Linked DNA regions of Homo sapiens: region 2 is linked to region 1. The links are chromatin loops, found by intact Hi-C in ENCODE. Cell type or tissue: mammary epithelial cell. All regions are shown on one strand. Links, peaks and the distances in the headings refer to the core of each region. The heading gives the core; the rest is flanking DNA.

Region 1 (16,056 bases), core at 5,355-13,354:
GAGGAAGTGAGATGTAAAGTGCTTCTCACCATGTTTTGTACAAAATAAGGACCTAGTAAAGCATAACTTATGATGTGGCTATGACAATACACATGGTAAATTCCTATGGAAATTATTTTGTAACCCCTGCTTCTAGCCTTGGCCAGGGAAAACGTATCTGGTGTGTATATTTTTCTAAAAGTTCTGTGGGTGATTCTCATGTGAAGTCAAGATTGAGCTCCCTGCACTAGAAACACAGACCAATAGAAAACCCAAACATGAGTGGTTCAACTCAGGAAAACCAAACAAGAGGCTCAGCATCTGTAACTCAGAAATGAAAGCTAGTAAGAAAGACTTCTAAGATGACCTGATATGAGACGGAAGCGCCAGCTGACACAAGTAGTTGCCAGGACAGAAGTTTCATCCTGAATCTGAGCTTTGATGTGATTTAGAGCCCAGACAGAAAAAGACCTGCTTCTCTGAGGGCATGGAAAGGATTCAGCAAGAGGCGGAGGCTAGAAGTTTGGGAGGCAAAGCAAAGTATAAACAAATAGAAACCACACCCAGTGACCTTAGAGTTCGGTGTCATGAAGGGTGATGGACATGTGTGGTCCTTGGTGCTACCTGAGTCACCCCCCCCCCCCCCCCCGGAATGACTGCAAAACTGCAGATTCTGGAGCTTATCTCAGACCTTTTAGTTGGGAGCACAGGAAGCTGCACTACTCACAAGCATTCCATGTCATGCTTGTATGTGCTGAAGTGGGAACCACTGATCCAGGTGGCCTGGATAACTGAGCCAAGAGTCTACGTAATATAGGCCATATTTACACTTGGCCTCAGCCAGTGCAGCCTGTATTGCTCAACAGAAAATCCCATTCAGCAGGTTTTGATGTGTTAGGAAACGTGCTACATCCGTTACCTATTTTGAATCATTTAATCCTGACAGCAGCCCTGGGCAATGTAGGTTTTATCACCCCGTTTTATTTTTTTACCAAAGTTAACCAGCTAAGAAATAGAGTGTGGATTCAGATTCAGGGGTGTCTGAACTCATATCCCATCCACTTTCCACAGCCTCCTGCTGCCTCTCTAACATCATCAAAAAGAAAGAAGTGGGGAAAGATTGTGAGGTCAGAGACGTCTCCTGTAGTAGAGATAATTTCCCCTGAGTAAAGCTTCAGTAGCAGTCAGTGAAAAGTGAGCCCTGAGATCAATAGCAGTGGGAAACCCAGCAGAGTGAGCCGTTTGTACTGCCTGTCTTATGCTGGCTGGGTGTGCACGTGTGCACATGTGATGGAGAGGATGAGGGTCTGCCTGGTTTTCTTGCAATAACTGTCCTTAACCATCATGCGATGCCTTCTCATTGTCAGAGTTTGAAGTCCACACCCACATGTTTAATCAGCCAGTGTATCCAGATGTTAGATCTGTATTTGGAGTTGTTGTTATGCCTCTTCTGATGACTCCACAGGTAAACCACAAGCTGGCAGTTGCTTGAGGGGACAACAGTTCTCTATGCCACAGGTGCACACCTCATTTTACTGCCAACTCAGATTTCTTTTCCAGACAAATTGCCATAAAAAGGGGGGAAGCACTTAGCCACAAGGATTCTGAGATAGGGAAAAAAACATGACATAAAAAAGAGACAGTGGGTAGCTCAGCGGGGCAGTATCCACGGGTGGACAGAGCGCTGGGACGCAGTCCAGGCTGTTTTCTCCTAGCTCTGCACTATGACCTGGAGGAGGCGTTTCACTCCTCTGGTCCTTAAATGATTCAGCTTAAAATAGGAATTGGACCTATTTTATCTAAAGTCAGATTATGTCACTTTCCTACTTGGTGCCCTCCAATGGCTCCTCATTTCCCTCCGAGGAAAAAAATGCCCAGATCCTGACAGTGGTCTCTTATTCCTACCCTGCGTGCTGTCTGTGAACCATGGAGACCTGCTCCTGCCTCAGGGTCTCTGTCATCACCGTTCCCTCTGCCTGGGACTTCTTCCCCCAGGTTTCCCACTCCTTTGTCTCCTTCACATCCTTATTCAACATCATTCTGAAGGAGACCTTCACTGGCCACCTCCCTAGACACAAATGCAAGCACTCCCTGCCCTGCTTAGTTTTCTCCACAGCACTTACCACCAGCTCACATACTCTACCTTGTTTTCTCTGTTGATTTTCATACTGGCAAGACTATTTTGAATGATAAGGGGGAAATGAAAAAACAAACAACTGAAGTTAATCAAATAAAGGAACATGCCTTTTAAAAATTAAGCTGCCCATAGGGAAAAAGTAGGAGAAAAAAATAGTAGCAGCTGCAGCTTTGGTAAACCCTGGTGTGTAGTCCTATTTTTCAAAATATTTTGGAATAAGGAGGCAGAAATAAAAACAAATTTAGCATGCAAACAAAAAAATAGTTTATTGGGAAGATTACTTGTGCAGCTTTGAGATAGCAGCAAAATATTTTTATGACCTTGGCCTGATAATATTCGTTCTAATTTATAAATTGTTCTTTTTGGCAGCTGGATCATGAATCTAATTGGGCGATTTCACAGAGTTTCTGGATCAGAAAAGATAACCCCACGATGGGAACAGGACTACCATCTGCAGCCTATGGGCAAACTGGGATTATTTTATGAATATCTTGAAATGAGTAAGTTGTTAGTGAAGTTTTTAGTGATATAAAACATGTTAGAGTATGTTGTGGATACCAAAAGCATCTGTTATTGAGCCATATTAACATTTAGCATATTGAAATGAAGAAGAGTATGTTTTTCTCCACTAGATAAAATTATACAATCCAGCTTTCAGATAAGGTGGTCATGTATGTCTTTGTCAATATTTATGTTGTAAAAAGCTAGAAATTTATTACTGGGCAATGAAATGGAATATTCATTGAGGTACATCTTTACCATTAATTCTTTTTGTTTGTTTTTTTTGAGACAGAGTCTCACTCTGTAGCCCAGGCTGGAGTGTGGTGGTACAATCGTGGCTCACTGCAACCTCCACCTCCCAGGTTCAAGCAATTCTCCTGCCTCAGCCTCCTGAGTAGCCGGGATTACAGGCATGCGCCACCACACCCAGCTTATTTTTGGACTTTTAGTACTGACAGGGTTTCACCATGTTGTCCAGGCTAGTCTCAAACTCCTGGGCTCAAATGATCCACCCACCTTAGCCTTCCAAAGTGCTGGGATTACACGCATAAGCCACTGGGCCCGGCCATCTTTACCACGAATTCTTAAAGCATTCTAATCATGTTGTCTGAGAATGAACTCAGCAACTGTAATTAGATGTGATTCAGCTTGGCCTGGAGTCCGTGCAGGCACAGCTGTTGGCCGATACAGTTCTGAACTGAGTCAGTTAAGCAAGCCTGCAGGAGCATGCAGCTTCGTGGCAGGAATGGTCCCGGGATGCCCACTTTCACATCTCATGCCTGCCTTTGACAGCCTATTTCTTCTGGCCAGTGGTTTCTGCCTGGTTCCTTGAGTGACTTCATGGCTCATAACTGGCCTGAATTTGGAACCATTGTGCTGGTCTGGAATTAAGATTTAGCACAGGTCCTCTCTTTCCTAAATGCCTTGGTCCATTTTTATATTATTTGCTTGGACTCTTAATTCTTTTCAGTAGAACTTGATTTTGACCTCTCAGTTGCCTTTAAACGGAAGCATCTCAAAATAGATTTCCATAGGAAACACCACCTTTTGTATTATGCATGACACGCTTATATCTAATAGATGGCTAACAATTTACATGGTTTTTATCTGTGCCCTTTCAGCTAACCATTGCATTCAATTACAGTTTTTTTTAAGCTTAGGAGAATAGAAAAAGAAACACATCATTTTTGTTGACAGGCTTTGCATTTATGCACAGGGCTTTGCATGTTGGCAAAGACACCCCTTTGTGGTTCCTGTTTACAAGTCTGCAGTTAGAAGGTGGTTTTTATTAAATCACATTCTATATATAAAATAATTGCTTTTAAAAATATACATTATACATGGAAACACATCTGCTTCCTTCAATGAGTAAAAGGTTCATCTTGTGGCTTCTTTAGTCAACAGTACTTTGCAGCAGCCTGGAGCCTGTTTTGAATTTCATTTTTGCTTTGTTATGTTTTGTGACCAGGTTTTATTAAGGGTGTAGCTGCAGTACATATGTAGAAGCTGTCCTTAGTTAGTTATTATTCTGCTGATTTTCAGAAGGACTGTAAGACAATTACCTGTTGTTCAAAAATGAGTCATAATTGTAAATATTTCTTATTGGAACTATTAACAGCATTTTTAAAAATCCTGGGGCAGAATGTCATTTATTATTTTTAAAAAGTTATTTTTCTGTAGTTGATTAGTCAAATAAATGACATCAGAAGGGAAAGTTATATGGTCATGTGCTTTGGGGAGAAGTTGATAGGACTTTTAGAGTTTCATAGGCTCTTTAAAATAGTTATCAACCAAATAATTCTGCCTCATCCTGCCCTACAAGAAAGTATAGAATAACAGCTGTTATAGACAGATTTTTAGGTTTATTAGGTTGTTTTCCTGTTATCTAAATAGTATCTAATGACTTAGAAAACTTGATTTCTGAATTTCTGGGAGTAGGCAGTCTGTCACTGTGTGGGCAACAGGAGAGTGAAATCTGTGTTTTGTCCTTCTAGTCTGTGAGAGACATAATTTCCAAGTGCCTTTTGAATTGTTTTCATTTCCCTAGAAATAAACATTGAGTGCCTTTGGTATTGGTCTCACCACCACACAGTCCCCTCCTTCCCATTTCCCCATATTCCTTAACAACACCACCATCTACCTTTTAAATTGTGGCTCTAACTGCTTAAGGGAAACATCTTCCGGAAAGCAAGCCTCCAGGCTTGCTTGGCCTTGCACCCAGGCTCAACTCTCTTTCCTTCTTTCCTACCTGACAAGTCCTGCTGAGCCTCAGCTGGGCCCCTGAACTTTTCAGACAGCTTTGCTGCTCTTTTCTTCTAGGTGTTAGCAGCACCTGCTGCCTGCCGTGGTGGTATACGCTCTGTGCCTGCCTCTCTCCCCATTGCACCGAGCCCGATGGAGGCAGCTACTGCGTCCTCTGCTAGAGCGCCAGTGCCTGGAACCTTATACTCATAAACATTTAAGCAACTTGAACTTGGAGCTCCAACACACATATAAAACTGTTAGTTGATTTCACATTAACATCCTTCACCCACTTCTCACCAAGTTCTGTATGACCTGTTTGAGTGAAACGTTTTTTATTTAGTGAATTTCCCACCATCCTTTGAGATTATTGGAGTAACTCTGAGCTGTTAACCCAAATTGCTTCTCTAAGAGTGTTCCTGACTCCAAGTACACAGACACAGAACATAATAAACGTAGTTGTCTGTATTCAAACCTGGAAGCCATAAATACTGTTTTGTACTCAGTAATGTACTGCAGACACAGGTGTCCTGAGAACTTGATGAGGCCTTCCTGGTGGGCAAGTGCCATAAACAGAGTGCACTGAAGTGATGAGTGGGCCCTGTTTGTCTCTGGCACTGCCTCTTCCACCCTTGCCGTGGTACCTTGATCTCACTTTCATCTGTCTCCAAGTTAATTTTTTAAAATCTGCTAAAACAATGACCTTCATATATGATTTTCTCCATGTAATGAAGATCAGCTATTCTTCAGCAGCTCCTCGTACCCCTTTCTTTTTCTTCCTCCTATGCTGAACCCACCGATGCCTCTGCTGCACTCTCCAGGACTCAGGCCTTCTTCCCTTCATGCTCTCATCTCTGCTTGGTTCGAGCCCATCACCTGCCATGAAGTCTCCTAACCTTTGCAGGATGAGCTTTCCAAAAGGGCAACTAGGTAATTGGGAGGATTTGCAGTCCTCCAGCTCTTCATTTGTTCATTCATTCATTCACTCATTCATCCATTAAACATTTATTAAGCACTTGCTGTGCCAAACACTCTCAGTTGCTGGGGATACCAGGGCACTTGGTCCCTCCCCTCACGGAGCTCAGCGCTTGGTGCATGGTTAAGGAGAATGCTAATCAGACTTCCTTGAGCAGGTGATATTTGAACTGGATTTTGAAGGGTGAATGGAAGTTAGTTATCTAAAGTATGGTGAAGAGAATGGACATTTTGTGTGGAGAGGTGGACATATTTAAAAGTACAATAGCTTGATCAAAGAATGGCAAGTGAACAAAGGACTCACAGGTGGGAATATCAGGTAGGCAGGGGCCATATCATGATGGGTCTGGTGTGCTTAGCCTGAGGACTTGAACTTTATTCTTAAAGAAATTAGGATCCACTGGAATATTTGTAAACAAGATAACTGCATAACATTTATGTGGAATAAGATCAATCACGCAGCAGAATGGAAGATAATATTTTGGATGAGATTCGTGGTGGGAGGGAGATGATTTAGGAGGCTACAGCAGGTAACCCAGACAACAAGTGATAGGTGCCTAAATAGTGGGCATAGGAGTAGAGAGAGGGAGATGGATTTGGTAAGTGTTAAAGCGGTGAATTGCATAGCAGATGAGGAATAAAATTAAGATAACTTCCAGGAGACCATATATGCAGGGCAGAACATAAGGAGAGGAGCTGTTCTCTAGGAAATGCCTAAGTGTTGGATATTTTTAGCATGAAAACATCTGAAAGGCAATGTCCATTAGAAAGTTGGACACAACAGTCAGGAGCTCAGAGGAGCCATGGGTGAGGCCACGAGGGTGAATCAGGCATGCCTAGCAGGAATATCAAGAGAGATGGACAGAGAATTGATGATGAGGCCCGGGGGTAAAGGGACATTTGAAGAGTGAAGAGTGAGGGAGGCTCACAAAGAAAAAGAAGAGCAGAGCAGTGGGAAGAAGTCTAGCAGAGTTGTGTCAACACAGAGAAGGCTTGGGAGATGATAACGTTGCTTCAGAGGAATTTGGACATGATGGAAAAGGGGCATAATGGGAAATACAGAGGGGGAAGAAAGGAAGAGCCAGCACCTACACAAGTCCTAATTGCTAGACCTGGGTTGGGAAGTGGAAGCAGTGCTATAGCTAGGTAGGGCTTTTTTAGTTTTTTTGTTTTTCAATATATATTTTGACTTTTTAAAACTAAGTAAAAAAGAAATCAAGGGGAAACAAATATTCCACAGCAGGGGGACTGTTTGACCATGTCACATAAATCTTGGCCGTACATTTCTTATGGCCATGTTACAAGAAATCACAAAAATCAGGACTGAAAAGGAACATCAGCTTATGAACATGCAGCCACTGGCAAAGTTAGCAAGAGTAGGTCCAGTGCAGTGGTGAGGGTCTCAGCAGGATGCGGGGCTTCAGGGAGTAGTTACTCTACCACTTGTTGTGAAGGTGGACACTTCCTTCAGAAAACTCAACTGTAACATGTAGAAGCAAGCAGAGAAAGCATTAGAGAGCAGTATAGGATTATGAAAAAGTTGCAGGCAAGGGTTGTTTTTTTTTCAGTGGGTGTTTTGCGTTGACTTTTTGTTGTTGTTATTCTTGGTTTCAAAAGTTGCTTATAAAATTTTTCTCACTTGAATATCAGAACAAATTATATGGGCTTTTTCTGGTGTTTTATTTTTAATATAATATTTTTAATCCATCTGGAATTTATTTTGGTGTCAGAAGTGATGGCCCCATACCAATTTTTCCCATGACTTAGCTAGCTGTGTCAATACTTGCATCCACTGCTTCAAAGTATCACTTTATAATATATAAAAACCCATGAATATTTGCATCTCCTCTTAAAATTCACCCTGGTTAATTCATACTATCTATTCATATACTAGTTCTAAACTGTTTCAATTACCATAGCATTATAATACACTCAATATCTCCCAGAGCTATCCCATTTTATTTTTTCACAATGTTCCCAATACTGTCTATGCAAACATCCCTGTTCATTATTTTACCTGTTTATATTTCTTGAAGAACTTTAGTATCACTTTTCAGCTTTTCTTTTCTTTCTTTGAAAGACAGGGTCTCGCCCTGTTGCCCAGGCTGGAGTGCAGTGGCACAATCCCGGCTCACTGCAACCTCCGCCTCCTCATCTAAAGCAATCCTCCCACCTCATCCTCCTGGGTAGCTGAGACTACAGGCTCGTACCACCATGCCCAGCTAATTTTTGTATTTTTTGTAGAGACAGGGTATGTTGCCTAGGCTGGTCTCAAACTCCTGGGCTCAAATAATCCTCCCGCCTCAGCCTCCCAAAGTGCTGGGATTACAGAGATTAGCTGCCATGCCTGGCTGACCTGTCAGCTTTTTTTTCTTAAATCCATTTGGGATTACTAACAGAATTTACATTAGAATTCTAAATTATTTTGTGGAAAAAAAATTTGATATGTCCCTGAATTCAAGTTTGCCCAATCAAGAGTTTGGCACATCCTACCACTCATTCATTCATCATTATTTGTTTTTTCTTAAGTCAATTATCATAGTGGTCTTAGTTTTCTCATTAATTTATTTCTAAATAGTTTATGCTTTTGTTGTCATTATAAATGGTATCTTTTCTCTTTTGGATTTTTAACAAGGTTTACTGATAACATAATCCTAATCTCTGGCTTCTCTTGAACAATCAGGAGATCTGGCAACATGGAGCCCTCATTCCAACATGGCAACTATGAGCTGTCCCTTTCCATAGGACACACGCTTGCTAGTTTACCACAGTTGACGGGCTGACTCCACACATGGCTATTACTTGCATGCCCTGCGGGCTGATGAGTTATTTAGGGTTGGGTGAGTCATAGGGAAGTTGACATCACTGCTTATTGCTGCTGCTCATGACTCTGTAGCATCACCAACTCTGGTCCTTGCCTGGCTGACTTCTCTGCATGAGTGTTCCTGCCTGGCCTGTGGGACTTACTGGATCCTTCTAGCCCTGTCTGCTCTTCTGCAACATGCCCTTTGGCTCTCTGACCAGAAGCAAATGCCAGCTCTGCTTGCCTCGCCACACCCTCCACAGCCTTGCCCTTCCTGACAGAGTCATCCCTGCCCCTTGTCTGAGCATGAGGCCTAATGGAACTCTATGTTTTCCTCCCATCCACAGTTTTAGTTACATATCTGTAGATGTTTCCTCTGAAGGTCTGCCAGTTAGGAGGGCAGGGTCTAAAACTTGAGGATATTTTCTTACTTCTTCCTCTCCGTGGTATCACTTACCCCAAAATCTCTGCTGCCCCATTTTTAATAAGGCCGTGTCAATTACAAACAAGGAGAAAAGAACTTCTAAGCCACCACTCAAATTTTGACTTATTATGACCACAAGGACTGCAACTAACTTCAAGATTCTTAAGGAAGGATATTATAATTTATTAAGACACTTTTATCACATATATTTCTGTGATTTCTATTACTGTCAAATTCTCTGAATGCACTGCATTTGCATTTGCAGACTCAGGGGAGCTCACTCATTTGCTTGTTCTCAGCATATTTCTTCTAACGTTCTCTAAGTATAGCCTTCCCATGGGTCCATTTCTTTTTGTCTTTAACTTGTTAGATAATGCCACAATATTTCTTTTTTCTTAAAAAAAAAATCCTAAACCACAAATCTTCTTTCAACATTCTATTTCAACACTGAGAATGAATAATATGCTTATGATGTCTCAAGTTTATTACCAGCGAATAATTCTGGTTGACTAAAGATGTCTAAATATATTGTTCCTATTAAGTGTATACATGTGAAAGAAACAGGCTATAATTAATCTTCTTTCCAGAGATTTTATATTTGTGTTTTGTTTGAATTCTTTCACTGTTGAACACTAAATTATTATTTACCACAGATGTGTTTTCTCTCTGGGATTTAGTTCGTTTGCCTTTCTCTTTCAAGAGTAAAGGAAAATATGTTGTCCTTCCATCCACCACCACTCCATGATGTGTGTCCATTCCATTGACAGTTATTCAGTTTGGGTTCGTCACCTTATTTGTGGCCTCTTTTCCACTGGCCCCTCTGTTGGCTCTCGTGAACAATATATTGGAAATAAGAGTGGACGCATGGAAACTGACCACCCAGTTTAGACGCCTGGTACCAGAGAAAGCCCAAGACATTGGAGCATGGCAGCCCATCATGCAAGGAATAGCAATTCTGGCTGTGGTGACCAATGTGAGTAGACCTAAGCTTTACAGAGTAAAGACCTTGAAGATGCATTAGATTTGCTACCTAAGGAATCAAATGTTTAGTGTTTTTTAAAATGAGAGGAAGATGCTAAGTCTGTCATCCACATAAATGATATAGTTGCTATATATAACCACTTGTTAAATGTATTTTCATTTTGTATATAATTATTTTTAACTGTCAAGACCTCCTATACAGGTACTGTTATTGCTCATTTGCTAAAGTTTTTATTCAGTATGAAATATGGTAATGATAAGAAGTACTAACACTTTTAATCCTCACATAACTATAAAAGGAGTTATCAGAAAATGTTTTTTTTATAATGTGGGTAGAAATCTGTTCATTTAGAGTTTGAGGGCCCTAAAATAAGATCATTCTACCATATTTTACTACTACATATTCCAAAGCATCACCCTAAAATATTGACTCTGATGGTGAAGTATAAACACTTTGTGCACTCCTAATTACCTTCCTTGACTCCAGAGCAGCAGCTCTTAAAGGAGGAAGGTGGGTGGGTTTCATCACCCTTCCCACCCCACCCTTAGGTCTTTGCTCACCATGCTTTGGTCATTGGCTGAAGCAGCCTCATGCCCTGTATGTATCCCAGCTGTGAGGGGACAGAACTCAGTTGTTTACAGCCTGTATTCATTGATTATGGGCCATCTGAACAGTGTCATTTTTATGTACAGGCACACAGGAAGTTCTCAGGCAATGCAATTTTCATGCCAGCCCATTAGAGGACCACCTTCCCAAGAAGTATCCCAAAACTAGGGCCATTTCCTCCCATATTTCACTGACAGTCTCACTCCCAGGTGAACCTCCCTAACAAAGTGATTCCCCAGTTTTGTTTTCTTAAGCCACATCTTCCCTGAGTCCCCAGCCAAAACAACAGAAGTTGGCAGTGCCTGTAGTTTAGGCTCTGGATGAGGGAAGTTACTGAGCACTGTAGGCTCTAGAGTCAGGTAGACCCGAACTCCACTTCCCAGCACTGTAGCTCTGAGCTGCATGATCTTGAGCCAGGCCTTACCACTCCAGAGCCCTATTTTATTATTTGTAAAATTATTAATTCCCTACCACATATCATAAGAATAGTACATACCAACCACAGTGTTAGGGAATTCATTGAGTTAATGCATGAAGCCTCGTTTCTATTGAATGTTAGCTGCTGTTATTTTATCATCTTCATTACTCATCATTGTTATTAACAGTAACGCTGTGAGGACTCTGACAGGTACCCCAATTGGAGGCACAGGAATTCCAAAAGCAACCACTGTCTGGACAATGGTTACAGTTTTATACAATAAAACAAGTTATCTGGAACCTAGCTGTCATCCCTACCCCAGAACCGTACATTTATCTGAATTGCATGCTATCTGTACTATTTGGAGAAAGTTGCAAATCGCACACAAAAACCAACTACTGGGGTATGTCAGTTTCCTTTCACCCAGGTACCCCACACCTTCAACATCTACTGTGCTGCAAAATGAAGACTGCTGTTTAGAAAAATGGCAGTGAGGCCTTTCAAGTTCCTCAGTCATAAAACAATGAACATGACAGCACGTTCAATATGCTCTAGTACACTAAGCTGGACAAGAACATGGACTTGTGTGCTTTAAGAAAATTTTCAGCAACAAAGTTTGAAACTAAAAGGGTTTTTATTTTACCTTCAACTAACCAGAAAATTCAGTTGACTCAAACTCTCCCTATTCCTCAAGCATTCTAGATTGATTGTATTAGGTACCTTTTCCCAGCATCCATGCCATGGCTCTACTCCATGAGCACAGATGGAGGATTGGCTGTTTCCAAGGCGACTCAGTGTGTGTATGTGTACAGACATTCACTCTGGCTAATTGGTGCTATTGGTTCTTATCCAATAATGGCTTTTTCTTATCACTTAACCTAGGAAAACTGCTTATTAGATTTGTGACATTGATTAAACTATGGGCAATCCCTTTTTCCATATTAGGATTTGTTATACTTCCAAGATGGCAGTTATACATCCACATACATAGACATCTATGTTTATATGTGTGCTTGTGCAAGCATTAAATGTGTGTCTTATTCCCTCAAACACCCAGTGTGTATCTCACAACCTACTGTCTACAAAAAGAGAATAACCACCAGGATGAGAGTGGGCATCAAGCAGGAATTTGGTATAAAATCATTCATTTTAAAGCTGCTGGTTCAATAAATAAGCTGAATTGACATTGTTGTATCATGCCAGAGCATCTGTTATTGAAGACCAATTTTAATTTATTTTTATATAAATGGAAAACTGTGTGCAGAACAGCATGGGAAATGAAACACACTGCATTTATTTGTGCTCTTGCAGCATGTCTCTCAGAGCAGCTCAATTCAGGAAGAAAAGTATCTTGTCAGAAGACAATAGAATTATCTTCCTTGTTGGAATTTTTTGTAGCTTCTGATGCACATCTGCCAGTGATTCTATAAAAAGATATAGTTGAGTTAAATGATAATAGCAAAATTTAATCTATTGAAATCTGAGGGAAAAAAGGTAAAATATTCGTGTGGCTCCCCAGTACTGACAGGCAGAAACACACTCATATGTATATGTACATTTTTCACATCAGAGGAAATGACAAAGCTGGTTCTAGTGAGGGAAATTTTGTAATAGAAAAGCCCCCTAATTGTTTTTTCTTGCTTTGCCTGAGATTTGGTTTGTGGTCTCACTATGCCTAAACCATATGTTCAGATGAATACTATTAAAAATCATGTTAAGCCAAAAACATGTCTACTTTTCTGCTTCATCAATGACAATCATTTAGCTGTTTTATTCACATAGAATTTGGTTTAAAGTAAAAATCCTTTCTCCTTCCTTCCAACCAGTTTTACACACTGGAGAGTTTAAAGCCCAAATTAAAGAATTTTAGAGAAAATTCATATAATTCAGAATAGCTTTACCTCCTAATAGATGTCTCTCTGATACACAGGTTTATGATTGGCCCATATTTACTCCTTTTATCTAGGAACATACTAAATTTTCTGTATGTTGTTGTTCAACTTATAATTTTCATAACTTCATCCACTTAATCTTTTTGAAGTTTAGAGACTTAGATACTAGATCAGACTAAACAGACATTATTGTTTGACTATGAATGGGACAACCCCAATATAATTCTACTACCCAAATTTTGTTAAAATTAATAAATGCTCACACTCTATAATGAAGCAACAAACATAACCATGTACTGAGAGTTTAAAACAAATCAGGTCATGGTTTGACTTGTGTAAACAAGTCATAATACTATACAGGAAAAAAGTGAACTTAGAGGTCATTATTTAAATTTAGATCAAGGAAAACATGCAGTTTACCTTCTGTGTTTATGAAAAGAGCTAAATCAATTATATAAAGCTCAATTATTTTCATAATGTTGACTCTGATTACATGTGCAAGTCTTCTAGGCTGAGATCAGTGGCTCGTACCTATAATCCCAGCACTTGGAGAGGCTGAGAGGATTGCTTGAGGCCAGGAGTTCCAGACTAGGCTAGACAACATAGTAAGACCCTATCTCTACAAAAAATGTTTAAAGATTAGCCAGGCATGGTGGAGTGTACCTGTAATTCTAGCTACTCAGGAGGATCACTTGAACCAAGGAGTTCGAGGTTACAGTGAGCTGTGATCATGCCAGTGCACTCCAGCCTGGGCAACAGAGCAAGATCTTATCTCACTATCTGCATATATTTTGCAGTTAAGAAAAAATTAAGATTTCTGAATCTTTAAAAAAAATTGACACGATGAAAATAGTAATTCTGGCATATTTGTTAACCTGACCTATACAAACTATAACTTCGGCCAGGTGCAGTGGCTCACGCCTGTAATCCCAGCACTTTGGGAGGCTGAGGTGGGCAGATCACCTGAGACCAGGAGTTCGAGACCAGGAGTTCAAGACCAGCCTGGCCAACATGACAAAACCCTGTCTCTACTAAAAGTACAAAAATTAGCCAGGCGTGGTGGCACGTGCCTGTAATCCCAGCTACTCAGGAGGCTGAGGCAGGAGAATTTTTTGAACCCAAGAGGTGGAGGTTGCAGTGAGCCGAGATCGTGCCATGCAGCCTGGGCAGCAAGAGCGAGACTCCGTCTCAAAAACAAAAAACTATAACTTCATTTTCGCTTTGTTTTTCTCCCAAAATAGGCCATGATCATAGCTTTCACGTCGGACATGATCCCCCGCCTAGTGTACTACTGGTCCTTCTCCGTCCCTCCCTACGGGGACCACACTTCCTACACCATGGAAGGGTACATCAACAACACTCTCTCCATCTTCAAAGTCGCAGACTTCAAAAACAAAAGCAAGGGAAACCCGTACTCTGACCTGGGTAACCATACCACATGCAGGCAAGTTCTGCTTTACTTGTTTAAAAATGCACTTCATCTTTAAAAGGGTTTTTCTTGTGACTTAATTCTGTTTGGTGTCATTTTTAAAATTTTTATTTCTTTATAACTTCAGGATCAATCAGGTGCTTTGGTGTCATTTAAATCAAGCTGCTAGAGACATTTTTTCCCCATAGCTTTCTCTTGAGTGAAACTCAGAAAATGTATATATATGTATATTTATTAAAAAGTTAATGAAGACTAGGGGTAAAACTTTCAGACCAGGGGTAAAACTTTCAGACCAAACCATAAAGATTTAAAGTTGAGAGTTTCAAACGATTACAGGGAGATTGATTCCAAAGAAAAGTCATAGAAATAGAGAAACTTCAAGAGGTCCAAGAACCAAGATAATTCAGTTGTTAATACTATTGTGTTATTCAAGCACAATCTGAAGATATTGAATGATGGCAAACTAGCACCTCACATAACAGGGACATACAAAGATAAGAGATGTGAAATCTCAGCTGAACAGTATTATCTAAAAATATTCCAAAGTTCTCTGCATCGATTTTAATGGCTGGTGAGTTCAACAGTGGACAGTATGTACCAGGTAAATTACCAATTGATAAAGTTTGTGAACTGTAGGTCATCAACCTTTTTTCCTGGACCATAGAGTTTTACCTAAAATAGGAGGCTTTAAAGTTTATTTAGTCCAACTCCTCAAAGCCTTCACTAACTCAGATTCTCAATGATGCAACCAGGAAACCAGAAATAAGCCCAAAATAAATGTTTGTGTTACACCTAGTGGAGCCTCTTTACAATTCTGCATCAAATCTGCTTATTCTTACTTTCCACAATTCTAATCAGAAATTAAACTCTTCTAGGTTTAATAGCTTACAGGCATAAAATTAGAGATGTCCTACCTGAGGAAGATACACTAACAGCAGTTAACACTTGATATCTGACAACAAAGAATTAGGTAAAAAATTATAACAAGCAGATAGCACTCTGTATGAGGAGAGAGAGTCCCATAGCTGAGTGAACCCTGATGATACCATTATATAAATAAATTTATAAATATGATCCCCAAAACAGGAATTGTTTTGAGAAAACAGGGATAAATGTTGGGAGAACAAATTTAAAACTTTAGTTCTTTTATAAAGATGGATTCTTTTCTACAAAGATGGACCATGTTATTACCATCATTCTCTGATTAAATATTAAATGAGGCACTACTGTAGTTATTTTGGGGCTTTGTTACCAAATTGAGCTTTAAGAGAAAATGTATGTGATGTCCAGTTTAAAAGAGCATTGAATCAAATATGACTTTTTTTTTTTTTTTTGAGACAGCGTCCTGCTCTGTTGCCCAGACAGGAGTGCAGTGACACCATATCAGCTCCCTGCAACCTTCACCTCTCGGGTTCAAGCAATTCTCATGCCTCAGCCACCAAATAGCTGCGATTACAAGCACGTGCTACCACACCTGGCTAATTTTTGTATTTTTAGTAGAGACGGGGTTTTACCATAGTGGCCAGGCTGGTGTCGCACTCCTGGCCTCAAGTGATCCACATGCCTCAGCCTCCCAAAGTGCTAGGATTACAGGCATGAGCCACTGCACCCGGCATGACCTCTTTTTAAATGGGGCCTTTGTTTACAGTATTCAGTCAAAAAGATTTGT
Region 2 (16,056 bases), core at 3,964-11,963, 180 kb before region 1:
CAACAATAGAATATTTTGGACATGGACCAAAGAGCAATTCAAATACTGTTCAGCCAAAACACATCAGATGGAACACTTGCATAGAAGACAAGTTGAAGGGTTAATAGGCAACTTTCTCTGCCATGGTAATTATTATTGCCCTGGCTACATGTTTGAATACTAATTGAAAGATCTTGCTGCAGTAAGTTATTCATCAGCCAGAAATACAAGTGAAAGAAAATGTATTCTTTTGTGAAGTCCAAATGTTGCTTTTATATCTAATGCTTTCATAATAGTACATTGGAATTCTACTATTTCCCACACTATTTTAAAGTACAAATACTTGAAATTGAAAAAAAAAGGGACATTGGCACTTAAAGTTCTCTTTTCTAATATTTATTATAACTTTGGCAGAACTTTAGCCTTAGGTCAAAGCCATGCAAATAGATGTTCTTTTACAGAGTACAATTATGCAAATTACAGGCTTATTTATAAAGCTTGTTTTATCTAAACTAAGATTTTGTTTATATAATTGAATTTTTTGTGATTTCTGTAGACATTCTATCTAGATGTTTGAAAAATAATCTTTGGCTTTGCACAAACAAAATGATGGCTAAAGTTTTCTTGTGGTGTCACATAGTCACAGTCTTATACATGCTTTTTTTCTGATTTGTACTAAATTTTTAAGAAAAATATATTTCCCACTAAATTCTAAAGAAAGATAATACATTTTCTCTGCATATGAAACTCAATAAGATCCTTAACATTATTTAAAAATTTTTATTATAATTTATATTATGATTTGAAACAATTGCATTGTTTCTTCCTATTAAACAAGCTGTGAATGCCTAAATTGCATAAAACATAAGATATTCTTTATTTAAAAAAATTAACAAAAATTATCATTTTCTTTTTTTTTTTTTTTTTTTTTGAAGATGGAGTCTTGCTCTGTTGCCCAGGCTGGAGTGCAGTGGCACGATCTTGGCTCACTGAAACCTCTGCCTCCTGGGTTCAAGCTATTCTCCTGCCTCAGGCTCCCGAGTAACTGGGATTACAGGTGCACGCCACCATGCCTGGCTAATTTTTTGTATTTTTAGTAGAGACAAGGTTTCACCATGTTGGCCAGGCTGGTCTTGAGCTCCTGACCTCAAGTGATCCACCCGCCTTGGCCTCCCAAAGTGATACCCATAGTAAAGAAACCGTTTACTGATCTTAGATGCTGCTTAAGAAGAAAGAAAAGTAAAAGGAGGAAAGATGAACTTATATAGGTAATTGGCTGCTGTTGATATAGAGTGTTAAGGAGTGAAGAGGAAAGTCTTACGGTCAGATGACCTCAGTTTATGGTCACCTAGCACCTTGTGCCATGTCCCCTAGAATTGATTGAATGACACAAGCTTCTCAGCCTCTCTGAGCCTGTTTCTTCAGTCCTGTGTGGTTGCTGGGAGGATGCGAGGTGGTATGCACAGTACTGGACAAGGGGCCCTTTTCACTTAGACACTTATGAGGGCAGTTACATTATCACCCTCATAATAAATTCTTTTTCTTTTTCTTTTTTTTTTAGATAAAACTGTCATGGAAACTGCTACTTTTAACTCCTGATCACTAAGTCTTTTCCCATCAAACATTGCTGTCCATTTTTGTTGCTTTCTATCATGTTATGCATATAGGAACTGCTCAATAGTGGTATTATGCCTGTAGGAACTGCTCAACAAGTGTAAGTGTCAGATTAAGGGTAATGACAGTGGCTGTGCTGCAGACACATGCATTTAAAGATAAAGGTGGTTGAAGAATTGCATGTGGTTTCTGCAAAGAGCAAAGCGATAATTATTGTGTGTGTTTTTTCCTATCTTGCAGATCTTTGGGCAGACTGACAATATTCTGTTGATGCCAAGAAACTATTTTAGGGGGAATCTCTTTCAGGGAAATCTTAGCAAAAGATCCTAGGGGCTGACACACAGTGGCTCCCAATAAATGGCTCATGAATGTAGGGATTATAGTTCCATCAGTGGTCCCTGTGGCCTATCCTATTCTCCTAGGCTTTTTGTGTTGTTTTTTTTTTTTTTTTTTTTGACAGGGTCTCTTTCTGTTGCCAGGGCTGAAGTGCAGTAGTGGAGTAGCGCAATCATGGCTCACTGTAGCATTGACTCCCAGACTCAATTGATCCTCTTACCTCAACCTCCTGCGTATCTGGGACCACAGGTATGCACCAGGCCCTCCTTTTTTTTTTTTTTTTTTTTTTTTTTATTATTAGAGATTGGTCTCACTATGTTGCCCAGCTGGTCCCAAACTCTTGGGCTCAAGCAGTCCTCCCGCCTCAGCCTCTCAAAGTGCTGAGATTACAGGTGTGAGCCACTGCACCTGCCCAAGCAGTTCTAATTAAAGTATGCATGCTCCTTTGTGTCATTGTATAGTTGTATGCACAAAAAGTGCGGAAGGAAACATTTAAGAAGTTATAGCTTTTATTACAGTTCGAGTCTTTAGAATATCACAGGAGAACAGAGGAGGGAAGATTAATAGTGAGAATCTCGTGGTTAGAGTTCTACATGATTCTGTTCTTAGGACTGGAGACATGGAAATACGGAGGAATCTTTCAGAGCTCACTGTTCGCTAGTGGGAGGGCAGTATTTGGTGGAGGCAGGGCAGTCAGGTAGCACCTGGGGGAAAGGATCTTGACTTCATGTTTAAAACCTGTTTGACCTCTTCATCCTTCCCACTCACGTTCCACCTTGCCAGTTGTCAACTGTTGTGTATGCAGGCAGCATCAGTTTCTGCCCCTCATTTCTCTAAGAATCTTCTAAAATTGGAGATTATCTTGGGTCTCTGAGACAGGACCTTCTTCTCATCCACCCTCATATCCCTGCACAGTCTCAGAACTATGGTAATGCTGTGGTAATCTATAGCCACTTGGGTCTGGAGGGGAGAAGGAGAGACTAGGCCATGTACTGGAGCAGATCCACCTTCCAAGCCCCCAGCTAAGTGTGGGTATTACAGATGAGGTGAAGGTGATCTTTTCTCAGGGTCCGGGATGAGAAGCTGAAAACCTGAATTAGATTATAAGTACTTATGGAGATTAAAAGAAAAGGATACTCTTCTCTGTGGTGAAAGATTATTTCTGCCATCTGTTACAGATATAGATAGCCTCACCTTAATTTGGCCAAGGGTGTGGACAGGCACCCTGCTGTATGTACTGTGGAGAGCTATGTTGAGGAAGAAATGGGCTTCCACGCTGGCCTGTGATCCTTTTAATGTTCCCATGTCAGCCTCTTTTCTTATTCTTGGGCTGTCTATCAATCTCCTCAGTTTTTTTTATTTTTAGTTTTTTTTTTTTTTTTTGAGACAGTGTCTCACTCTGTCGCCCAGGCTGGAGTGCAATGGCGTGATCTCAGCTCACTGCAACCTCCACCTCCTGGGTTCAAGCGAGTCTCCTGCCTCAGCCTCCCGAGTAGCTGGGACTACAGGCGCCTGCCATCACGCCCAGCTAATTTTTATGCTTTTAATAGAGACGGGGTTTCACCATGTTGGCCAGGATGGTCTCGATCTCTTTACCTTGTGATCCGCCTGCCTTGGCCTCCCAAAGTGCTGGGATTACAGGCGTGAGCCACTGCGCCCAGCCTTATTTTAGTTTTTTTAATTCTACCTCTGTCCCATTATTTTCATCAGACAGCTTAGCCTGGCTCTGCACAGAGATGGAGACCTGCCACTACTTAAGCTTTGGTTTTAGACAGATTTGAGTTCAAATTCTGGCCTAGACATTCATCAGCCATGTGACCCTGAATGATTAACACAACTTCCCGCCCACCCCCCACCCGTAAGATGGAACGAATGTTAGAACCTACTTCATACGAAACGGTTGTATCAAATGAAGAATGCCATTTAAAAATCTCACTTTGCAGGATGATGGTGCCTGATACAGTGAAAGCCTTCCAATAATTATAAGGTAACATTATTAATATTGTGGGTAGTTGCTTTTACCTAAGTCTTAACCCAGTCTTACCTCTTTTGTTTTTTATTAGAGATTTCGCCTTTCCCCCAAGGCTGTTCCTTCCACTTATACAGCTCATTGTCACTTTTTGTCTTTTCCATTAAACTGGGAGTATCTTGAGGAAAACTTTCACTTCAGTGAGCAGCATAGTGCCTGATGCGTAGTAGGCAATCAGTAAGTTTTTGTTAAATCTATGGGTAAATGAATAAAAGATAATGATTATTGAAGAGCTATGTGATATGACTGAAAAGGACCTGGTCTTGAGCAGCTTCTTATAACTTTGGGGCCTTGGTTTCCATATCAGAAAAATGTAGGGATAATACAGAAGGGGTAATGATACTCTACTTGGACTATTATAATATTAATATGTATAAAATATTTAACATATATAAAATATAAATTATATATACAAAATACATAATTGATATATATAAAATATACAAGGGATGGTTCCTTGCATGGTCATTGTAAAACAACTAAACGGAGAAATATAAGTGAGGTCATTTAAATAAAATTGCATTTTCCAGTAGATGCATTTCACAACAGAATTGTATCACTTTAAATATATAATTTTAGTATGAAAGGTAAGGTTCATAATAGAATCAGATGACATTTTGATAGTCTTTCTACTAAAGAAAATATCTATGGAATAAGAGCATTTCTTAATTTAGCAAATTTAAGATTTTAAAGTGTCTTGTATTAAGGTCTAAAAAGTAGTGTTCTTGATATTGATCATGTGAATTTTTAATAAAGGAATATTTGTAGTTTTTACTTATTTCAATGGTTATTTTTAAAGGAAAAATTTTAGGCTGGGTGCAGCAGCTTATACCTGTAGTTCCCCAGGAGTTCAAGACCAGCCTGGGCAACTTGACGAAACCTTGTCTCTACAAAAATATAAAAATTAGCCAAGAGTGGTGGTGCATGCCTGTAGTCCCAGCTACTCGGGAGGCTGAGGTGGGAGGACTGCTTGAGCCCAGGAGGCGGAGACTGCAGTGAACCAATATCACACCACTGCGCTCCAGCCTGGGCCACAAAACAAGATTCTGTCTCAAAAAAGAAGGAAAAATTCTAAAATGTTTAATTTTCCTACAAAACTAGAATTTTTATTCCTTAAGTATTGTTAAAGTTTGATATCAAATATAACTTATTAAAAGAGATTAATATAATACCAGGCAAAATGAACACACAAGTTATTACCCTGGTAGTTTGAGTCATTTCAAATTTACTGATATAAAAAATGAAATACTCTCTATCTAATTTGCAAAATAGGTACGTGAATTAATGCTTGTCATTTTGTATGCTTGAAAGTTGGGAGTGACTCAACCTATAACCAAATGTTAGAACTTAAACACTGGCAGGCCCTCTTCAGCATTATCAGACCTAAGAAAAGTTTAGACATTCCATATCATTTGGGTAGGTGAGAGCAAAATGAAAGGAAGAAGGCTGTTTTTATCCCCAAATGAAGTAGAGTTTAAGATTATTCACTTTATATTTAAGCCTTTCATAGGAGTTACTTTTTCTATGAAAGCCAAAATTCCATCTTTCTCTTACTGCATTTAGAATTGCAGTTCTCGTTGTCCACTGGATTTCAGGCTGTACTCTATTTGGAAGATTGCCAGACCATCTCATATTTTCTGCCTCCATTTAAATTTAAATAGTACTTAGTGACCACTGGGTACATGCTTCTATAACGGGCATATCACAGCCTACAAATCATAGAGGAGACATGAACATTTCCAAACAGGCCTTTTATCTGCTCCAAGGGTAAGCAAACACAGCAAAAGGCTTTTGAGCCATGGGTAATCATGGTTTTCCTGAGAGTTACAGTTGCCTTTACTGTGGCTAGTGGCCTGTTTTATACTTCAAAATACTTATTTGGAAGAGTTCAGTCACCATCTTTACTAGATTATTTGGCAAAGAAAAAAATCATCTGAAAGCTGACTGGAATTTGGTAGCAATGAGTCATCTTCATAAATCAAGCCCACTACTTTTTGAAAAAGTCATGTGCATAGAGATTTCATTTAGCTTAGAGCACTGGATTTATCTTGCCTCACAATCTTTATTCAGTAAATATGTGCGGTATATTTAAGGTGTAGAGATAAGGAAGCAGATAGGATCCCATCTTCAATAGAGCTTATATTCTAATAAGTGATAAAATAAAAACTAAAAATGTACACAGAAATGCATTCATTTACCTGATATCTGTTCAGCACCTTCTGTATGTCAGGTGTTGTGTTAGGTACTAGAAATTGAGCAACAAAGAAGACTGAAGTGGCCCCTGTTCTCAAAGTAGGCAGCCTAGCAGGGAAGACAAACATACCAACAGAATAACAGCAGATTATATTTAAAGATCGTGAAAAAAGAGACTGAACCAGGATAGCTGAGAACAGAACCTGGGCATATCCAAAACTAGTTCAAGGGAATGGGCTCTCACTGGGAGATGGCTGACAAGTGCACCTGTTATTTTTATAATTCTAAAAATAACATGGCCTTAGATTATCAACTCTTTACAAAACAGGTCTATGAGAAGGCTCAAGATGTACATTAGATTACTGCGTAAAACACCACAAATGCTTTCAGGCTCACAAGTCCAGTCGTACTCAGGGAATTCACCATGCAGAGGTTTTGTTTATAATGATTTCTACAGCTGTTAATGCACCTTGCAAAGTGGTACTATTGCTAGTGGTTCCAGTGCCCCTTTGTTCCTTGCTGAAATAATAGCCCTGGGTTGGAAGGCAACAAAACTCGGTCAGTCACCCCAGTTCTCTTCATTCTTTCTTTGCATTTCAGTTTAGCATAATTATCTTCCTTTCTTGTGCTAAAGGAGAGGCCATGGAGAGCTTGGACCGCAGCAATTCTGTGTAGCTTCCGGAAGTTTCCAAAGGAGGAAGAAAGAGAGGGAGCAGGTACATCTGTTCCCTGCACTCCATCTTTTCCTCTTGAGGAAGGGAGAGGCAGGGAGCTAGAAGCCAACGGGCCTCTGGATTCTCAGCCAGAAATGGCTCTCCAGACTTCTACTCTACTGGCTGTGGGATGTGACTCATTCCTGTCTGGAGGAAGAGTTTAACCTGACTTCGGCTGGGAGTCACAACCAAGCACGTAGGGCATGAATCACAATCTGTGAGGGTGGAAAATACCTACTGATGACTCTGATATGCTTCTCTCAATATTTGTTGCCCATGAAAAATCCTAATATTAGAGAATCACACTGGGGATTTCCTCCCCTGTGAATAGCCAAAGCACCCTAGTAATAGAGTGATATGGAAGATGCAAATTAAAGCTTGCTTTGTTTTCAGTTCATAGGGCAAAAAATAAAGGGTTGCAAATTCTGTTATCACTTGCTGTTAAACAGTCCTGTGACTTATTTTTCTGTGTAGGGATCTTTCATATGTGATTGAAACTAGCAGGTAATATATCTGTATTATTGTTATATCTAATACCTCTAATTCCTTTCAAATTGGGAATATTGTCTTTATAAATGCCATTGAGATCAAGTATAAGAAATATTAACATTATCTTTTGCCTGTGCTCTTGTCTGAACCCTCTATTCCTAGTACTGCTTATTTAGTCCAGTGATATTTTTGGTTAACATTGTAAAAGCATATTTTACATATAGTAAAATGTACTGTTAACTGTTTAAGTTATGACAGTTGTATAGCCACCACCCAAAACAAGAGATGGAGGACATTTCCAGCACCCTTGTACCCCTTTCATGTCAACCTTCCTCCACATGGTCCCTGCAAGCACTTAAAGACTTCCTCCATAAATTGATTTTGCCCATTCTTGAGCTTCGTTCTAAAGAAATCATGTAAAATGTAGTTTTTTGTGCCTGGCTTCACTTAGCACAATCTTTCTGGGGATTCATCTGTGTTATAGATATCAGTAGTAATCTAGTGTATTGGAACTATAAGAATATCTAGAAAATGTATTTTGAATTAAATCTTGAAGTATTCGTTTCTTATAGGTAGCAGACTAACAATCCTTAACCTTCTAATTCTGTTTTTACTTTAAAGTCAGGTAGCTTTTGGTCTTAGTTATTTTTGTAATCTCTTTAAGCAGTTCACATAATGCCTTGCCAATTATAGGAAATTAGCAAATGTGTTCTTAAGTTGGAAGAGAATGTGTGAGGAAAATTCACTCCTATCTCATTTTACAGAAATTCAGATTTTAATTGTCCTGCTGTAATTGTGAAACTGAACTGCACATTCATTCTGAGGATTATTGCACTGATGAGTTTACTGATGAGTGTGACACTGGTTCGGAGGGAACTGTTTGCAGACTCTCCCTATGTATAAGGAGTTCATGTGTAATAATTTATTTCTCCAGAAGGTCACCTTTTTTCCTACTGATTTTTTTTTACTGGTAAAAATATTGCAAACAGATATTGTTAGTCTCGTTTGGTAACTGAAAGAGCTCTGAGAACGGAAAAGTTAGAGTGACCTATCCAAATGAAGGAGCAGTTCAGTGTTGGTGCAGGATATTAGATTCCAAAATATTTGTTCAGGCCCCTTTTCCAAGTTCCCAGGGAAGTTACTGACACTGATGTTGGTTTCTTTTAAGAATGACTCATGATTTTTCGAGCCTGGTTTCCACTCTTAGTCATCTTCCCTGCCTGAGTTAAAACAGGCTTTAGGCTCTCACTGAATTCCAGCCTTGACAGAACCCCCCACCCCCACCCCTGGGCTTTTGATTCCCACTTCCTAGCTCAGCTACATTCCAGTCTCTGGAACCAATTCTGACTCCAGGCAGGCAAGATGAGACAATTCAGCATTTACTATCAGTCCAGCAGTAACCTTTCAGTTCTAATAATTTGGCTTGTCCTTTTCCTCCTCAGTTGTTCAGACTCCTTTCTCAGAAACATGCCTAGGACCTCAGTCTCTTTAGTTCTTTGGATTCTGTGTTGCTCTTGTCAGTGTTTACTATCAGTCCAGCAGTAACCTTTCAGTTCTAATAATTTGGCTTGTCCTTTTCCTCCTCAGTTGTTCAAACTCCTATCTCAGAAACATGCCTAGGACCTCAGTCTCTTTAGTTCTTTGGATTCTGTGTTGCTCTTGTCAGTGTTTCCTAATCACCCTCTTGCCCTGGAAATAAAGTCCTCTCCAATGTGGTGCTACTTCTCCTCCTTCCTGTAGCAGACTCTGGTTGTGGCCTGTCTGTGCCTACAGATTTAGTGACAGGAGCTGTACTTTTCTGTTCCCTTCTTTAGCTGTCATACTGGTGGTATCTTAAATCTTAGCCCTAAATTGTGATGAAACTGTTGTATTTTCACAAGTCTTCCTTAGTCATATTGTGCTGTCTGTTCTAAGTAGGGCTGTGAATAAGAGTGGGGTACAGTTTCCTGCAATAAGAGATGGGAGGCTTAACTTCAGCTTGGCACGTAAGAAAGATCAAATGTTTACTGCAATGTGGGAAAACCACCTCCTGGGCATAATAGAAATCCAGGCCTGGCAGTAAACAATTCTATTCAAAAGCAGCTTCTCAGGGCTGAGGAATGACCTAGTTGAGTGGCATGACATCTGAGCAGAACTAGCAAGGAGGCTTGGTGGTATGCCGCCTTTTAACTCCAGCACCTGTGGCTCTTGAGCATTCTCCTCATTCTTCAGTATGGAAAATGGATATTTTCTCAGTCTTGTGCAAAAACAGCTTCAAGAAAAGTCCCCTAGTCAAAAATTCCAGTATTTGGAAGTGTACCAGGAGTCCAAAAAGTTGAGAACTACTCCTGGCTTTTTCCTTCCCTCCCTCACACTGACGGCATTCCTGAACTAGCATGCCTGTCTGTCTCTACATTTCTGGGTGACTGCCTCATCCCAGGTGGCCTTCCTCCAGCTGTGAGCTGGGTGTGTTCCCAGGTATTTAATCCACCCTTGGGGCAAGTTCTTCCAGGCAGCCTCCAGTGCCCCTTCCGGGATCCTGGCTGGATCAGGCTGACTGTCCTTGGAAGTGAAAGAGGCTACATATGAAGGGGAGAAGGGTCCTCTCTGCCTCAGGAGAAGGAAATTAGTTACAGGTGCATGCATAGGCAAAATAGCCCCAATCCTGTTGTGATATAACAGAATTTAGAAGACATCTGGCTCAAATTTTAATTTTCAAAAAGTGATAAATTCTGTGAAGAGGTAACCTGTAGAGTTTATTGTCAAATTAATGGTAGAGCTACTGTATGTGCCACTGTCAGTTGTTAATTATTATTATTATTTTTTTAAGTTCTAGGGTACATGTGCACAACATTTAGGTTTGTTACATAGGTATACATGTACCATGTTGGTTTGCTGCACCTATCAACTCATCATTTACATAAAGTATTTCTCCTGATGATATCCCTCCTGCAGCCCCCCACCTTCTAATAGGCCCTGGTGTGTGCTGTTCCCCACCCTGTGTCCAAGTGTTCTCATTGTTCAATTCCCAACTATAAATGAGAACATGAGTTTGGTTTTCTGTCCTTGTGATAGTTTGCTGAGAATGATGGTTTCCAGCTTCATCCATGTCCCTGCAAAGGACATGAGCTCATCCTTTTTTATGGTTGCATAGTATTCCACGGTGTATATGTGCCACATTTTCTTAATCCAGTCTACCACTGATGGACATTTGGGTTGGTTCCAAGTCTTTGCTATTGTGAATAGTGCTGCAATAAACATACGTGTGCATGTGTCTTCATAGTAGAATGATTTATAATCCTTTGGGTATATACCCAGTAATGGGATGGCTGGGTCAAATGGTATTTCTAGTTCTAGATCCTTGAGGAATTGCCACACTGTCTTCCACAATGGTTGAACTAATTTTCACTCCCACCAACAGTGTAAAAGTATTCCTATTTCTCCATATCCTCTCCAGCATCTGTTGTTCCCTGACTTTTTAATGATCGCCATTCTAACTGGTGTGGGTTGGTATCTCATTGTGGTTTTTATTTGCATTTCTCTGATGACGGGGGATGATGAGCATTTTTTCATGTTTCTGTTGGCTGCATAAATGTCTTCTTTTGAGAAGTGTCTGTTCATATCCTTTACCCACTTTTTGATGGTGTCATTTGTTTTTTTCTTGTAAATTTGAATTCTTTGTAGATTCTGGATAGTAGCCCTTTGTCAGATGGGCAGATTGCAAAAATTTTCTCCCATTCTGTAGGTTGCCTGTTCACTCTGATGGTAGTTTCTTTCACTGTGCAGAAGCTCTTTAGTTGAATTAGATCCCATTTGTCTATTTTGGCTTATGTTGCCATTGCTTCTGGTGTTTTAGACATGAAGTCCTTGCTGATGCCTATGTCCTGAATGGTATTGCCTAGGTTTTCTTCTAGGGATTTTATGGTTTTAGGTCTAACTTAAGTCTTTAATCCATCTTGAATTAATTTTTGTATAAGGTGTAAGGAAGGGATCCAGTTTCAGTTTTCTACATATGGCTAGCCAGTTTTCCCAGCACCATTTATTAAATAAGGAATCCTTTCCCCATTTCTTGTTTTTGTCAAGTTTGTCAAAGATCAGTTGGTTGTAGATGTGTGGTGTTATTTCTGAGGCCTCTGTTCTGTTCCATTGGTCTATATCTCTGTTTTGGTACCAGTACCATGCTGTTTTGGTTACTGTAGGCTTGTAGTATAGTTTGAAGTCAGGTAGCGTGATGCCTCCAGCTTTGTTCTTTTGGCTTAGGATTGTCTTGGCAATGTGGGCCTTTTTTTGGTTCCATATGAACTTTAAAGTAGTTTTTTCCAATTCTGTGAAGAAAGTCATTGGTAGCTTGATGGGGATGGCATTGAATCTGTAAATTACCTTGGGCAGTATGGCCGTTTTCACAATATTGATTCTTCCTACCCATGAGCATGGAATGTTCTTCCATTTGTTTGCGTCCTCTTTTATTTCATTGAGCAGTGATTTGTAGTTCTCCTTGAAGAGGTCCCTCACATCTCTTGTAAGTTGGATTCCTAGCTATTTTATTCTCTTTGTAGCAGTTGTGAATGGGAGTTCACTCATGATTTGGCTCTCTGTCTGATATTGGTGTATAGGAATGCTTGTGATTTTTGCACATTGATTTTGTATCCTGAGACTTTGCTGAAGTTGCTTATCAGCTTAAGGAGATTTTGGGCTGAGATGATGGGGTTTTCTTTTTCTTTTTCTTTTTTTTTTTTTTTTTGAGACAGAGTCTCACTCTGTCGCCCAGGCTGGAGTGCAGTGGCAGGATCTCGGCTCACTGCAAGCTCTGCCTCCCGGGTTCAAGTGATTCTCCTGCCTCAGTCTCCCAAGTAGCTGGGATTACAGGCACCTGCCAGCATGACCGGCTAATTTTTCTATTTTTAGTAGAGACGGGGTTTCACCATATTGGCCAGGCTGGTCTCGAACTCCCAACCTCAGGTGATCTGCATGCCTCAGCCTCCCAAAGTGCTGGGATTAGAGGTGGGAGCCACTGTGCTTGGCTGATGGTAGGGTTTTCTAAATATACAATCATGTCATCTACAAACAGGGACAGTCTGACTTTCTCATTTCCTAATTTAATACTCTTTATTCCTTTCTCTTGCCTGATTGCCAGAACTTCCAACACTGTGTTAAATAGGAGTGGTAAGAGAGGGCATCCTAGTCTTGTGCCGGTTTTCAAAGGGAATGCTTCCAGTTTTTGCCCATTCAGTATGATATTGGCTGTGGGTTTGTCATAAATAGCTCTTATTATTTTGAGATATGTTCCATCAATACCTAGTTTATTGAGAGTTTTTAGCATGAAGGGCTGTTGAATTTTGTTGAAGGCCTTTTCTGCATCTATTGAGATAATCATGTGGTTTTTGTCATTGGTTCTGTTTATGTGATGGATTACGTTTATTGATTTGTGTATGTTAAACTAGCCTTGCATCCCAGGGATGAAGCTGATTTGATCATGTTGGATAAGCTTTTTGATGTGCTGCTGGATTTGGTTTGTCAGTATTTTATTGAGGATTTCTGTATCGATGTTCATCAGGGATATTGATCTAAAATTCTCTTTCTTTCTTGTATATCTGCCAGGCTTTGGTATCAGGATGATGCTGGCCTCATAAAATGAGTTAGGGAGGATTCCCTCTTTTTCTATTGATTGGAATAGTTTCAGAAGGAATGGTACCAGCTCCTCTTTATACTTCTGGTAGAATTTGGCTGTGAATCCATCTGGTCCTGGACTTTTTTTGGTTGGTAGCTATAAATTATTGCCTCAATTTCAGAGCCTGTTATTGGTCTATGCAGAGATTCAACTTATTCCTGGTTTAGTCTTGGGAAGTTGTATGTGTCCAGGAATTTATCCATTTCTTCTAGATTTTCTAGTTTATTTGTGTGGGTGTGTTTGTAGTATTCTCTGATGGTAGTTTGTATTCCTGTTGGATTGGTGGTGATATCCACTTTATCATTTTTTATTGCATCTATTTGATTCTTCTCCCTTTTCTTCTTGATTAGTCTTGCTAGCGGTCTATCAATTTTGTTGATCTTTTCAGAAAACCAGCTCCTGGATTCATTGATTTTTTTTTTTTGAAGGGTTTTTTGTGTTTCTGTTTCCTTTAGTTCTGCTCTGATCTTAGTTATTTCTTGTCTTCTGCTAGCTTTTGAATGTGTTTGCTCTTGCTTCTCTAGTTCTTTTAATTGTGATGTTAGGGTGTCGATTTTAGATCTTTCCTGCTTTCTCTTGTGGGCATTTAGTGCTATAAATTTCCCTCTGCACACTGCTTTAAATGTGTCCCAGAGATTCTGGTACGTTATGTCTTTGTTCTTTATTTCTGCCTTCATTTTGTTACGTACCCAGTAATTCAGGAGCAGGTTGTTCAGTTTCCATGTAGTTGTGTGGTTTTGAGTGAGTTTCTTAATCCTGAGTTCTAATTTGATTGCACTATGGTCTGAGAGACAGTTTGTTGTGATTTCTGTTCTTCTACATTTGCTGAGGAGTGCTTTACTTCCAATTATGTGGTCAATTTTAGTATAAGTGCTATATGGTGCTGAGAAGAATGTATATTCTGTTGATTTGGGATGGAGAATTCTGCAGCTGTCTATTAGGTCTGCTTAGTGCAGAGCTGACTTCAAGTCCTGGATATCCTTGTTAACCTTCGTTCTCGTTGATCTGTCTAATATTGACAGTGGGGTGTTAAAGTCTTCTGTTATTATTGTGTGGGAGTCTAAGTCTCTTTGTAGGTCTCCAAGGACTTGCTTTATGAATCTGGGTGCTCCTGTATTGGGTGCGTATATATTTAAGAGAGTTAGTTCTTCTTGTTGAATTGATCCCTTTACCATTATGTAATGGCTTTCTTTGTCTCTTTTGATCTTTGTTCGTTTAATGTCTGTTTTATCAGAGACTAGGATTGCAACCCCTGATTTTTTTTTTTTTTTTTTTTTTTTTTTTTTTTTTTTGCTTTCCATTTGCTTGGTAGATCTTCCTCCATCCTTTATTTTGAGCCTGTGTGTGTCTCTGCACTTGAGATGGGTCTCCTGAATTCAGCACACTGATGGGTCTTGGCTCTTTATCCAATTTGCCAGTCTGTGTCTTTTAACTGGGGCATTTAACCTATTTACATTTAAGGTTAATATTGTTATGTGTAAATTTGATCCCGTCATTATGATCTTCGCTGGTTATTTTGACCGTTAATTGAGGCACTTTCTTCATAGCATTGATGGTCTTTACAATTTGGCATGTTTTTGCAGTGGCTGGTACTGGTTGTTCCTTTCTATGTTTAGTGCTTCCTTCAGGAGCTCTTGTAAGGCAGGCCTGGTGGTGACAAAATGTCTCAGCATTTGCTTGTCTGTAAAGGATTTTATTTCTCCTTCACTTATGAAGCTTAGTTTGGCTGGATATGAGATTCTGGGTTGAAAATTCTTTTCTTTAACAATGTTGAATATTGGCCCCCACTCTTTTCTGGCTGTAGGGTTTCTGCTGAGAGATGCGCTGTTTGTCTGATGGGCTTCCCTTTGTGGGTAACCCGACCTTTCTCTCTGGCTGCCCTTCACATTTTTTCCTTCATTTCAACCTTGGTGAATCTGACAATTATGTGTCTTGAGGTTGCTCTTCTTGAGGAGTATCTTTGTGGTGTTCTCTGTATTCCCTGAATTTGAATGTTGGCCTGCCTTGCTAGGTTGGAGAAGTTCTCCTGGATAATATCCTGCAGAGTGTTTTCCAATTTAGTTCCATTCTCCCTGTCACTTTCAGGTACACCAATCAAACATAGATTTGGTCTTTTCACATAGTCCCATATTTCTTGGAGGCTTTGTTCGTTTCTTTTTCTTCTTTTTTCTCTAATCTTGTCTTCTTGCTTTATTTCATTCATTTGATCTTCAATCACTGATATCATTTCTTCCACTTGATCAAATCAGCTATTGAAGCTTCTGCATGCGTCACAAAGTTCTCATACCATGGTTTTCGGCTCCATCAGGTCATTTAAGGTCTTCTCTACACTGGTTATTCTAGTTAGCCATTCATCTAACCTTTTTTCAAGGTTTTTAGTTTCCTTGGATGGATTAGAACATAAACTTTTAGCTCAGAGAAGTTTGTTATTACCGACATTCTGAAGCCTACTTCTGTCAACTCGTCAAAGTCATTCTCCGTCCAGCTTTGTTCCTTTGCTGGTGAGGAACTGCGATCTTTTGGAGGAGAACAGGCGCTCTGGTTTTTAGAATTTTCAGCTTTTCTGCTCTGGTTTCTTCCCATCTTTGTGGTTTTATCTACCTTTGGTCTTTGATGTTGGTGACCTACAGATGGGATTTTGGTGTGGATGTCCTTTTTGTTGATGTTGATGCTATTCCTTTCTATTTCTTAGTTTTCCTTCTAACAGGTCCCTTAGCTGCAGGTCTGTTGGAGTTTGCTGGATGTCCACTCCAGACCCTGTTTGCCTGGGTATCACCAGTTGAGGCTGCAGAACTGCAAATATTGCAGAACAGCAAATGTTGCTGCCTGATCCTTTCTGTGGAAGCTTCGTGCTAGAGGGACACCTGCCTGTATGAGGTTTCTGTCTGCCCCTACTGGAAAGCATCTCCCAGTTAGGCTACATGGGGGTCAGTGACCCACTTGTGGAGGCGGTCTGTCCATTCTCAGAGCTCAGACACCATGCTGGGAGAACCACTACTCTCTCCGGAGTTGTCAGACAGGGATGTTTAAGTCTGCAGAAGTTTCTGCTGCCTTTT

The links. A loop is a pair of places that touch in the nucleus more often than their neighbours do. Peaks named below come from ENCODE experiments on the same cell type or tissue, not always from the same donor. Only the 100,000 strongest peaks of a DNase experiment are listed, where the experiment ranks them.
Region 2: it touches region 1 in a loop (10-fold over the local background); 2 of 110 quality-filtered maps call a loop at or near these places.

What each region holds. Positions count from the first base shown.
Region 1 is chr12:45,406,872-45,422,927 of GRCh38, forward strand. ANO6 (anoctamin 6) reads left to right here. Exons shown (of 20, transcript NM_001025356.3): 16 at 2,486-2,616; 17 at 9,828-10,033; 18 at 14,200-14,402. All of the region lies in intron 5 of LOC105369743 (a long non-coding RNA gene), which reads right to left. Among named protein-coding and RNA genes, the nearest start is that of ANO6, 200 kb to the left of the region's middle. In mammary epithelial cell, for the core only: no CTCF peak of the experiment used is centred there; a DNase peak (open chromatin) is centred at 8,690; H3K27ac peaks cover 1,030 bases.
Region 2 is chr12:45,226,096-45,242,151 of GRCh38, forward strand. The region is part of intron 1 of ANO6 (anoctamin 6); the gene reads left to right. Among named protein-coding and RNA genes, the nearest start is that of ANO6, 18 kb to the left of the region's middle. In mammary epithelial cell, for the core only: no CTCF peak of the experiment used is centred there; DNase peaks (open chromatin) are centred at 5,916, 7,046, 8,566, 9,766 and 1 weaker place; H3K27ac peaks cover 5,642 bases.